Linked DNA regions of Mus musculus: regions 2 and 3 are each linked to region 1. Evidence: chromatin loops called from intact Hi-C (ENCODE). Cell type or tissue: left cerebral cortex. All regions are shown on one strand. Links, peaks and the distances in the headings refer to the core of each region. The heading gives the core; the rest is flanking DNA.

Region 1 (3,983 bases), core at 659-3,158:
GGGAGAGTGTTGAATACTATATCGGTGGGTTATACAATAAATTCAAGTTGTGTGTCTTTTAAGAGGATTTTTAAAGGTCAGTAAATTCTACAGATAGTTTCCAGTTTTAATGTTACCATTTGGCTTAAAAAATGTATCCCTTTAGTTTTTAAGACTGTCAGAAGTATTTGTCCCCATTATGTTTTAAAAACATTAAAACAAGTCCCCATCCCACACACTGAGACAGGGTTTCTCTGTATAGCCCTGACTGTCCTGGAACTCAGTCTGTAGACCAGGCTGGCCTCAAATTCACAGAGATCCGTATTAAAGGCAAGCACCACTAGTGCCTAGCATTAAGACAAGTTCTTTATGTAGGTCCTTTGAGAAGTTCTTAAACACACTTAGAAAATAATAGGATCAGATAGGACACTTTCTCAGCCTGGTCATTTATACCTGGCCCCAGTTCGACAGAGGAAAAATAGAAATTGTTTTTCTACAAATTAAAGTATGGAGCCTCTTGTTATTATATTTCTGTATGAAATTAATTTTCAAATAAATCATAAGTAATCTCATCAGGCCCCTTTAAGAAAAAGAAACCCACTAAAAGGTCTTCCAGGAACCCTCAGTTCTGGACACTTGATAGTAATCTAGCATGAAAGGCTTTGAACGGTGAGTGTGGCTTGGTGTGCTGTTCTGCACAGTTTGGTTCTTGTGCTGGGTCTCTTATTGTTAATACCCCACCCTGGGCTTTGGAGAGCTCAGGTTTTGCTGTTTGTGCCTGGCTTTGCTGAAATTTCTTAGAGGCTTACATTTAAGGATCCCACTTACTGCAGTCACTCCTTGTGCTTTATTGCTTTTACAAGTGGTCTCGAAACCCAGTACTTGAGAATAAACATAACAGTGCTACGCTGCTGTAGCACTTTTAAAAATTCTTCTTTGCTCTGTTTTGTCAGTGAGCTGATGAGCAATCTCAAAAAAAAAAAAAAAAAAAAAAAAGACCCTGTTGGACCTTTAAAAAAAATGGCTTCCTCTGATGTCCTAGAGACAATAATTATGATGTGCTAGTTAAGCCCAAACTACAGCTGAGGGATTTTACTTTAAAGCAGGGGCTTGGGCGCAAAAATGCATTTATAGCTCTTTGTCTGCACCTCATTATGTGTGGGCCTGATTCATTAAGTAATTGGTTTGCAGTTGTTTACATGAGTATTAAGGCCTTCTTTTCAGCCGCCTTTGAGAGATACATTGTGTAAATGTTGCCTGTGATGAATGCAGAATGAGGGCCAGAGGGTCCCTCCTATTGGCTAAACAGTGCACTCTGTTGAAAAGCCAGAGAAAGGGATTGGGTGCTGCTTTGCATAGCAATGACTTTCTTAATAAGCGTTACAGATTAATACACACAAGCTATAAAAGATGCAAAGAGATACTCTTAGCACATTTATACATGCTCATTTCATTGTGACGGTGGCGGCGTCCCCGCGCTTTTAGATTCCGTTTTGCAGAGCAGAGGCTTCAGTGTGTGAGCCGTAATAGAATCCGATGTTTATTGTATTATAAATCACGGGCAAGTAGGCCGATCGGCAACAGTTTATTATTAAAGATTCTTTCAGTGTAAATCTTTTTCTACCATTGTATTTGCTTCAGTAAAATCATTTTGTGGTTGAGTGGGGATGAAAGGCATGATGTACGAAGGAGTGAGTCCTAATAGGAAGCTGTTCTCCGAGTAAAGACCACTTGTTCCCTTTTGTTCCGGGGTGCATGCCAGAGCTTCCTCTCCTCTGCAAACATTGTCTCTCTTTACCTTCCCCAGGAAGCGGCTTCACTCTCCAGGATCCATTTATTCAATGGAGAGTGTATCCTCACAGCTCCCTTGTAAGTTCAGCTTACGGGTTCCCTTGTAACTCCGGCCTTCTGGTTGAATCAAGATAAGATTTTTGCTGAAAGAAAAGAGTGTGTGCTTGCAGCATAATTGCCTAGGGGAAAGGTACTAAAAGTCACCGGACCACCCGCACCCCTTAACAGGGCCACCGTGGGTGGCATTTCTTGCCAGCCCTGCAGCCATGGGATCGGCCAGCGGAGGGCGCCAGCGTGCAGCTGATAATCAGTTGGTGGCCGCAGCTTTTCTTTCTTGTCTGGTCATTTATTTTCCCTGGAGCGGTATAAAGATACTTAGATACTAATTGTCCATTGAAGTAAAAACGAAAATTTTCTGGCAGTCCTTCATGTACCTTTATAAAGTGCACATCTCCATCTCCAGCTTAGGAAATCTGCATTGACCTTACAGTTAAGAAAAGTCACTTTATTTGACGGGAAGAAGTAAACTAGCTGGCCCAAGGACAGCAAAAATTACAGCACGTGCTGTAGGAGCTCCAACTGGCCATCAGGGGGCGCTCAGACTTTGTCAATTTAAACAGCCTCGGACTTTGGCGACCTTTAAAATTTAAGATTGGTATTTGTGGAGATTTGTTGGTATGGTTATTATTTATACTTTCGTTTCTTTCTGGATTACTTTTTCTCCTACATTTTTCCCAGAAAAAAATGTCTATTTTTGAAGGAAAGAAAATCCAGCCAAAGATGCTATTTGAAAAATTTTAATACTGATTACAAATCCACAGAAATTTTTGTGGTTCACAGCCAAGATAATACATCTTCTCATAGGTGGACTTGCCTCTCTTTTCATGTGTGTGTGTGTGTGTGTGTCGGTGTGTGTGTGTGTCGGTGTGTGTGTGTGTCTGTGTGTGTGTGTGTGTCTGTGTGTGTGTGTGTCTGTGTGTGTGTGTGTCTGTGTGTGTGTGTGTGTGTCTGTGTGTGTGTCTGTGTGTGTGTCTGTGTGTGTGTGCGTCTGTGTGTGTGTGTGTGTGTGTCTGTGTGTGAGTGTGTGTGTGTGTGTGTGTCTGTGTGTGTGTGTGTCTGTGTGTGTGTGTCTGTGTGTGTGTGTGTCTGTGTGTGTGTGTGTGTGTCTGTGTGTGTGTGTGTGTCTCTGTGTGTGTGTGTCTGTGTGTGTGTGTGTGTGTCTGTGTGTGTGTGTGTCTGTGTGTGTGTGTGTGTGTGTGTCTGTGTGTGTGTGAGTGTGTCTGTGTGTGTGTGTGTAGGCCAGAGGTTAATGCTGGATGTTCTTCTTGATAGCTCTATACCGTATTTTTCAATACAAGTTCTCTCAGTGTACTTGAAGCTCATCCATTTGCCTAGATGCAGCCACTGAGTTCCAAGAAGCTGCCTGATTCCATCCCACCCTGACCCCAGCACTAGAGTTACAGACACACATCCAGTTTTGACATGGGCACTGGGGATCCAAACTCGGGTCTTCATGTTTCACAGTAGGCATGTACTGACAGAGCCATATCAGTGGCCCTCCAGTCTTACAATTAGGCCCTAGAACAGGATGATGCGTCCCACTGAGGGCCATTTCTTAATTGTCCTCAACGTCACAAGTTGTATTCTTGGCAGGATCCTCAGAGTTAATTGCCAAATTCGAGTGGACCCCAAATCCAGTAATTCAGGTGTGTTTGTTAGTGGGATGTGGATTCCCCCCCCCCCCGGTATAAGGGAGGGAATGGCAGTCAGTATGTTGCTAACATTACCATAGTCCCCAAGTCTTCTAGTCTCTAAATTTGTCCACCTTTCAGGACCAGAAGTGAGTACCAAGCCCCATCCCAACTCTTCTGCTGTTGCTGTCTTGAGAAGGCTTATTGCATGCACCCCCTCCAGATAGAACAGCCACATTCTAGTGCTCTTGCTGGCCTGCTATGTAGACTTAAAGGGTGTCCTTCATGGTACCAGGTCAGATGCCATGCCCTAATGCAACATGCTATTCCATGCCTTTGGCCTTTCTGTTGTTTGGCTGGGATACACCTACTCAAATGCTTCCTGGGCAGAGGGTGGCTGTGCCATATACCATTCTAGTGGCCCCATGGTCCCATTTCTGTCACCACCTAGCTAGGTATAGGAGCTTGTTTCCCCTCCCCATGTGAGCTTCTCATTGGTCTGGCAGGTTTATCAGCAGAGCT
Region 2 (3,983 bases), core at 555-3,054, 300 kb after region 1:
ACAACTGCTCTCTGCTAGGTGGACGATGGCAGTGAATACTAGAAGAGAAACCCAGGAATTACAAAACAAGGAGGGAACCTGGCTTGGTGGTAAACATCTTATTGTCACAGTCCATGGGAAGCTGAGGCAGGAGAATCAGGAGTCATCCAAAGCCAACCTAGATCACAGAGTGAGAGTCTACCTCAAAAACAAAATAATAACACAGGAGCCTTTGAAAGAAGTCAGAAATAACTTTGTAGACAGGAAAATCTTTCGCCTCTAAAGAAATCTAAAATTTTGGTTTCCGGGAGAAGTCGTGAAAAGGTTATTTCCCCTACACCCTTGCCTTCTGGGTCGGTCTACTTTAGAAGCTTCTTAAAAGCTTCATTTAAACTTGCTGAGAAGTTGTCCACCGGGGACAGAATACAGATATCGGGGCCTCGGAGACTCTGGGGCAGCTGGTTTCCGATGTGAGCGGATTCTATGCTTTATAGGGAGTGCCACAGAACACGGGGCACTTTACAGGTCACCAGAGAGCAGTTCTCAACACTGGCTTCATCAGAACCAACGGACCCAATTCCCCAACTACAGCCCAGACCATTCCCAGCAGAATCTCTGTCCATGGGGTTCAGGCAGTAGCAGTGCTTAAAACTTGCCCAGTGACCTGGTCCAGGCCAGATGAAGAATCCCTGCTCTAGCAGGAAATTCTGTTAGGAGTAATGGCGATCAGATTTCCAGCTAGCAGAATATCATGGTTTTGTTTTGTTTTGGTATAACTTGCTGTACTCTTCAGCTAGCCTTGAACTCAGGCTCCAGCCATCTCCAGCTTCAGTCTTCTGGGTAGCTGGAGCACAGGTGATATCACCACTCGTGGCTCAGAATCACATAGGAGACAAACAACAACAATAACAACAACAACAACAACAACAAACAAACAAACAAACCTATGCAATAATTGCTGTTTTATCTTAAAATGAATAACGTAGAGCATAAACTTATTTGCGTTCTTAAAAAGGTTTCCCTTGCAATGCAAAGGAGAAAGAGAAGTGAACAGAACAAGAGACTAGGGAGAATATTGAGCACATGTCTGTAGAGGCAGGACATACCTCAGGTCTGACAGTTGTGGGCTAGAGCCAGGGACCAGAGACTACCTTTTCAGGATGAACTTGAGACTCTTCAGAAATCCAGCCTTTTTCTGCCAGTTGCAGAGGCCCAGCCTTTTCTCTGTTGTCACTGAGGACCCACAAAGGCCCACACAAATCTCTCAGGAGGTCCTCTTGAAATCAGGCTCTGTGAGGCGGCTGCCTCTGTGTTCTGCATGGGAACAGCATCTGCAGACTCGAATATGAGGTCCGGGGACAGAGGTCAGATTAGTGACACAGGTTCCCAATAGTCTGGAGAGGCCCTCTGGTGCTGCAGGCTTCCTCCACACAACCCAGAGTTGGACATCCAGCTGGGAGAAGTCACTGGCCTTTTGAAACCCCAGAGAAGCATCTGCCCCTGGGAATGATTTGTCAATCTCCTGCGCCCTCTAGCGGCAGATGCCTGTCGTGCCTGCACCAAGAGAGTACTTCAATTTTTATCCTATAGTAAGTATTCAGAGGTCAAGCTGCTACACATTTCCTTCTCTCTTGTCTATCTTTCTACCTGACTATATGATGCTTCCACAAGTCTTCTATGCATTTACAAATGACTAATGTATATATTACATATGTATTCATTTCTGTATGTGTAGATAGAAAAGTAGATATGTAGACACATACATGCTTCATCCATACATATGAAATATGTCTTATATTTAACCATTTTAAAAGATATTTTTGTATGTATGTATGTATGTATGTATGTATGTATGTATGTATGTATGTATGTATGTATGATACATATTGAGACAGGATCTCTCTATGTAGCTCTGGTTGGCCTGGAACTTGCCCATAGACCAAGCTGGCCTTAAACTCAATTGTCTGCCTGCCTCTGCCTCCCAAGCACTGGGATTGGGATTAAGGGTATATATATGTGTGTGTGTGTGTGTGTGTGTGTGTGTGTGTGTGATCATGCCTGGTAGTAGTGTACATATACATATACACATATACATATATATACATGTTCATATAATATTTGCAAATGTAAAAGTACTTTTAAAATGTTACATAAAATATATATTTGACATATGCAATAAGATTTGATTATATAACTATAAATGTTATAAGTATGATATATCAGACTAATTTATAGTATGCATATTTTCTATAGACTATATATTCATATTTGTAACATATTTATATGTGTTATGTATAGTAATAGATACAAGGTTTCAGTGTATAAAAGGAATCCAATCGTCTCAGTTGGGTATAGTGGAAATAAGTTAGTATCCTAGCTTGCTCTCTGTTATTGTGATCAAACACTGACAGAAATAACTTTTGGGGTAAGAAAGGGTTTATTAGGATTTAAAGGTTATGATCCATCATTGAACAAAGCCAAAACATGAACTCAAGGCAGGAACCAGGAGACAGGAACTGAAGCAGAGGTGATGGAGGAATGCTGCTTACTGGCTTGCTCTCCATGGCTTGCTTGGCCTGCTTTCCTATAGAACCCAGGACCACCTGCCCAGGGGTGGCACCACCTCCAGTGGGTTAGGACTTCCCACATTAATCATTAATTAACAAAACACCTCACAGATAGTCCCACAGCCAATCCGATGGAGGCAATTCCTCAGTTGAAGTTCCCTCTTCCCAGGTGACTTGAGTCATTAATAAGAATAAGACAACCCAGCGGATTCATTTGATTTGCCTTCCTCTGGGGGACATTTGGATTGGTTTCCTTATTTGCCCATCATGGGAACTCCTTGCATGTGCGACTTTGTTCGTATGAGGTGTTTTTCTCCAGAGCACAAACTTGTCTTTCACTCAAGCCAGGAACTTAAGGCTGAAATGCAAAGTCTTGTGAAAATGAGAAGGGATAGAAACAGGACGCTTTGTGAACTGAGGACCAAGTTGGCCAGAGGGTGGGGTGTTGGGAAATGGAAGAGTTGCTTTTACCTGTAGTCTGGAGCTTTTGTTTTGATTTTTAATTAGGAAAAACAACACTTTTATGTGGCTCAAAATTTAAAGAGAATGACTGAACGGATGTAAGTAAAGTCCCCACCCCCTTTTCTGACTTCCAGCTACACAGTTCTTAATGGAGATCCCCAATATCAGTGGTCCTTTTGGACTCTACACAAGATCATTTATATGTGCGCAAACAAGAAGACAGATCTCTAGTACAGGTGCTCCCCAGTAGTAGAATTCCAACTCAGTTGTAGGGTCCCTTTCTACATGACTTGGCAGTTTCTACTGGTGCAAAATGGTTCACTTCTCTAAGACTGGAGCCACCATGTATTATGTTATTTACCAAGGATGTAAATTAAACAAAAATGGAATCTTAGAGGGTTATTTTAAAACGTTATTGTAGTATGGTTTCAGCTAAATACTAGCAAGGAGCCTAACTCGCTGCACTGTCTACCAGATGGGGGCTTCTTCCACCAATTCTAGATGCAGCTTGCTGTGGGCTTGAGGCTCCTTGGGTGCTATTTTGCAGTAGTTCCACTTTTCTTGTCCCCTCCTCACCAAGCTCTCCACATTTTGGATATGTGCTGCTAACCTCACGGTCTATTTTTTATCTTCCTTCTCTGCTGTGTTGTCTTCTCCTGGATACTAGTGTATAAGAACCACTGCAGAGGAAGATTATCCAGCTGAAGAGAATACTGCAGGAGCCTGGGTGCTGTGTGCCTTTGGGCATCTCTGCTGCTCTGTTTTCCAGCCTGTTGTCCACATGATCTTCTCCCACCTCCTTATGTGGCCCACTCATCAAGCAGCCAACATGAAGCCATGCTTCCAAATATGGCCGACACTTATGTGACTTTCCCTCCTGTGTTCAGAATGCCTGACTTAGACCCAGCAATGGAAACAAAGCTACCTTCAGTCCCATGAACAACCAGAAATGTGCCCTGGGCCTCTTGTTGGCAC
Region 3 (3,983 bases), core at 555-3,054, 350 kb after region 1:
GACAGCAGAGCTAGCTCCAGTTCTCTTGTCTCCTCTGATGTCTCTTCTCAGAGACATGCATTCTGACAAAAAAAATGGAAGGCGGGGGTTGCTTGTGGAACAGCGGAATTGGAAATGTTGTCAGAAGACTAACTTGCTCCAGTGAGAGAATGGGCAGAGTTCAGTTATGTGCTTCCTATGACGTTTTAGTCAGTGGCCGATTGTGTGTGAATGACAGCATCACCAGGGAGACCAAGTAGGGAGTAGCCACACCATTTAGATATATGTAAATGTACTCTACTGGTTATAATCACTTTTAAAGTGTGTGTACACGTGCGTGTGCATGGGGGGGGGGAAGGTAGAGGCTCATGTACGCCTGAGAAAGTCAGATGATGGCCTCAGGTCTCAGGAGTGCTGTCTATCTCCCTTTCGAAACAATTTCTTATTAGCCTCACACTCAACCAATTATGTTATACAGCTAAACAGCAAGTCTAGGAACTCTCCCCTTGTCCCAGCCTCCCCAGTGTTGAGATTACCTATATACGCCACAGTACACAGCTCTTTTTCCTTGGGGTCTGGGAGATTGAACCCAGGTCCTCAGGAGATTGAACCCAGTGAGCATTTTACCAACTGAGTCCATTTCCGTAACTCTGTGGTCCATCTTGATTGTCACCCTGAGGGTAAGGAGAGCTACTTAGGAGACACACCTTTGGGTATATCTGTTACAGTGTTTCCAGAAAGTTTGCTCTGAGATGGGAGGGCCTGCCCCAGATGTTTATGGCCCTGTTTCACCGCTGGGGCCCAAGGATGAATAAGGAGAAAGTGCGGTGAGCACCGTCCTTTGTATGTTCGTTTCTCTCAGCTGCCTGAGTGCAAACTCAACTTGGCCAGACTTTTGTTGCCTTCCTTCCTGGCTGCGATGGATTGTCCCGTCAGGCTATAAGTCAAAATAAAATCTTTCTTCTTTATGTTTCGTTTGCTGAGCATTTTATCAGCACAGTGAGATAGACCAACGAATACCTCAAACAGCCCATGATGTTTGCACAGTGACACAAGGTCTACCAACACATTTCTCAGGACTGATCTTTCAGCCACACACGACTCTGGAAACACTCCCTGTACTCAGGAGGCCACAGTAGTGACACAGATAACCTTTGTCGCCTTTGCCTTGGAGTGGGTGCCACAGGGCAGAGACTACTGGAAGCCCAAAGAGCAACAGAAAGGAGGCACCTCTGCAGGAGGCTAGAGATGGAGACACTCTTTGGAGGCAGGCAGCTGCCCTCCCTCACATAGAAACAGCCCTCTCTCTTCTTCAATATTGACCTGCAGAGAAAGAAAAAAAGAACCCATCTTAATACTTTTTCAGTAGATCATGAAGCAGTTTATTTAATATTATTTGGATAACAAGCCTCCACATGAATGGGATTCGAATGTCAATTGTCTTAGGGGGAAAAAGATTTATTGGTTGGTAAATATTGAGAAAGGAACGCTGATAAAGACCGGCTTCAGCTGCGGCCTCGGCCGGGGACGGGAGAACAGGCCTGTGTTGTATTTTGGGGCCCTGGGAAGGCAAAAACTGGTGAATGTCTGCCTTTGTTGGTGGGTGTAAAAGTGGAGCCCACCACAAATAATTTCTTATTTCTGTTCACATAGATTTTAAATTATGTAGCTCCCCTACCTTGTTAAGCATTAAAGCGGTCTTGTTTAAGGAAAAGGCACTTAAATAATGAAGCTTATGTAGTTTGTTTTCAGACATCAATATCTGGCTTTGAGTGGCACAAAGAGATAAAGGAATGTGGATTCACGGCTTACTGAGATGCTTGGCAATTCTAATTCAACCCGACTGCGAATGGACACAAGACTGTTGTGACTCCTCCTGAGGAGAGAGAAGGCTGGGTGAGCACGTGGTTTGGGGAAATTGTATTCTCTTCTTCAAGTTCTTCTGTTTCCGAACATTTAATCCCACTGTTCTCATCTTTAATGAAGGTCTCTTTGGTAAAGAATCTTTTTCCTGGAATGGCAGAGGGCAACAGAAGCTGGATTCAGAAGCACACAGAGCTGGGGAATGTGCGCTGCAGTGGGACTCAGACAGGGAAAGGCTGCCATCTTGTGGTCGGCTTGGTGCTCTGCAGTCTGTGAACTGTCCCTCTGCAGAAGCCAGCAACCCTGGAGGGAAGGAGTCTGAATGCTGGATTTCTGCAGGACAATGTGGATGCCTTTAGGAATTACTCTGACTGTGTTCAGGTGCCCTCCGAGGTAGCCTCCAGCGGGTATTCTGCACGTATATCGTCATTCCTGGGGCAAGGCTAGGCCTCACAGACACTTGGCAGACTGAGCAGGACAACCAGCAAACAGTGAGAACAAACAGCCAGACACATATGCACCATGTACTTACTGTGTTCCTGGAAGGCAGCCAACTGAAAAACACCCAGGACAAGGTGAGGAGATAATATCAATATACCTAGGAAGAAGTATACAGAAATGACCTGTGGTGCTTCATCTAGCAGGACATCTGGTCAACCCCTCAGACAAATCCAAGCCAGAACAAGCAAGATCTCTGGCCTGGGGGATTTATTCTTTTATAAAATTGTATAAACACACTTGTAGAAATGTTACACATGGTATGAAAGAAAAACAAACAGAGATCTTCAGAGAGCAAAGCAAGATCAGAGTCCGGGCCACTCTAGTCACTCAAGGCTCACACTTAGTGCCATCAGCTTCCAGACATCTTTCCATAAACGTACTTAGTGGAAATTCAGAACACACCTTGATTTAAATGTAGTCAGACCTTCCATCTCATTGGGTAGGGTGCTTTGACACTTAGCACAGAGCCAGATATAATATTCCAGGTCAATACTAATTAAATCAGCGGTGGCACAAGCCTTCAATTCCAGCACTCAGGAGCTTGGGAGGCAGAGGCAGGTGGATATCTGTGAGTTCAAGGCCAGCCTGGTCTATGGAGCTAGTTCTCAGACAGCCAAGGAAACACAAAGAAATCCTATCTTGAAAAACAAACAAAAGTTGGGTTTTAAAAATTAGTTGTGTAATTAATAGCTAATAATAAGCTAATAAGCCCCCACTTGGCTTCTGCTATGTGTTGGACGCCATATTGAATGCTTGCATAAGTAATCTTCTGCAATCTAAGAACAGCAATCCAAAGCATAGATCTTTATTATCCCCTTCACATTGACGGTGATGGTGACACTGGAACACGAGATATTAGCCAGCTCTCTCCTTAGAACCTGATATCTATTTTTATATACTTCTCTTTTCTTTTAGAATTTCACACACGAGTACTACATTTACATCATTGTTGTTCCTCCCTCTCTCCACTTCAGCTCTTTCTCTGTTCCTCTAACCCCCTCTCGGATTCATGAGCCCGTCTTCTTTATTATCTAACACACATTCATGCACACATGTTTATGTAGGCACACACACACACACACACACACACACACACACACACAGAGAGAGAGAGAGAGAGAGAGAGAGAGAGAGAGAGAGAGAGCCTGCTTAGCTCATTGGCATTACTCATATATGTATTCATTTGGTATTTGATAACCATCAGGATTATTGTCCCTAAAGAAGACAAATTTGCTCTCCCTCAGTAGCTGTTAACACCCGTAGATCTTAATCTAGAGGTAGGGGCTTGTGAGAGTTCCACTCTCCATGTTGGCATGTCAACAGTGGTTGTGGAAGTCATGATTAGGTGAGCATAGCTTTACTATTGTATTACTGTAGCTTCACTGTCATAAATAGAAGACAGTATCTCACAGCAGAATTGCTTGTCTTCTGACTATAAAAATGCTTTTATCCCCTCTTCCATGATGTTCTCTGAGTTATCGGTGTAACAGTTGTATTGTAGATGTGTTAACTGGGGTTGGACACCCCGTGGTCTGCATTTTGAGCAGTTGTGGATTTCTGTTATAATCTCTTCCTGCTTAAAAAAAAAAGCTTCTTTGATTAGGGCTAAAAGCTATACTTATCTGTGGTTATAAGGATAA

Evidence for each region. Peaks named below come from ENCODE experiments on the same cell type or tissue, not always from the same donor. Only the 100,000 strongest peaks of a DNase experiment are listed, where the experiment ranks them.
Region 2: a loop joins it to region 1, with 3 times the contacts of the local background. A loop is called at or near these places in 6 of 42 quality-filtered maps.
Region 3: it touches region 1 in a loop (6-fold over the local background); 16 of 42 quality-filtered maps call a loop at or near these places.

What each region holds. Positions count from the first base shown.
Region 1 is chr2:146,957,392-146,961,374 of GRCm38, forward strand. All of the region lies in intron 12 of Kiz (kizuna centrosomal protein), which reads left to right. Among named protein-coding and RNA genes, the nearest start is that of Xrn2, 54 kb to the right of the region's middle. In left cerebral cortex, for the core only: CTCF peaks have their summits at 2,078 (motif pointing right) and 2,309; DNase peaks (open chromatin) are centred at 1,381, 2,055 and 2,308; H3K4me3 peaks cover 1,075 bases; H3K27ac peaks cover 941 bases.
Region 2 is chr2:147,255,427-147,259,409 of GRCm38, forward strand. All of the region lies in intron 1 of Nkx2-2os (NK2 homeobox 2, opposite strand), which reads left to right. It overlaps Gm39955 (a long non-coding RNA gene), which reads right to left and starts at 1,430. Exons shown (of 4, transcript XR_866809.2): 1 at 1,086-1,430; 2 at 1-38. In left cerebral cortex, for the core only: a CTCF peak has its summit at 1,513 (motif pointing left); a DNase peak (open chromatin) is centred at 1,484.
Region 3 is chr2:147,305,855-147,309,837 of GRCm38, forward strand. It overlaps Nkx2-2os (NK2 homeobox 2, opposite strand), which reads left to right. Exons shown (of 6, transcript NR_030769.3): 5 at 1-2,417. It overlaps Gm14110 (a long non-coding RNA gene), which reads right to left. Exons shown (of 3, transcript XR_003953941.1): 2 at 2,375-2,440; 3 at 1-1,302. Among named protein-coding and RNA genes, the nearest start is that of Gm14110, 16 kb to the right of the region's middle. In left cerebral cortex, for the core only: a CTCF peak has its summit at 2,085 (motif pointing left); DNase peaks (open chromatin) are centred at 1,577 and 2,047.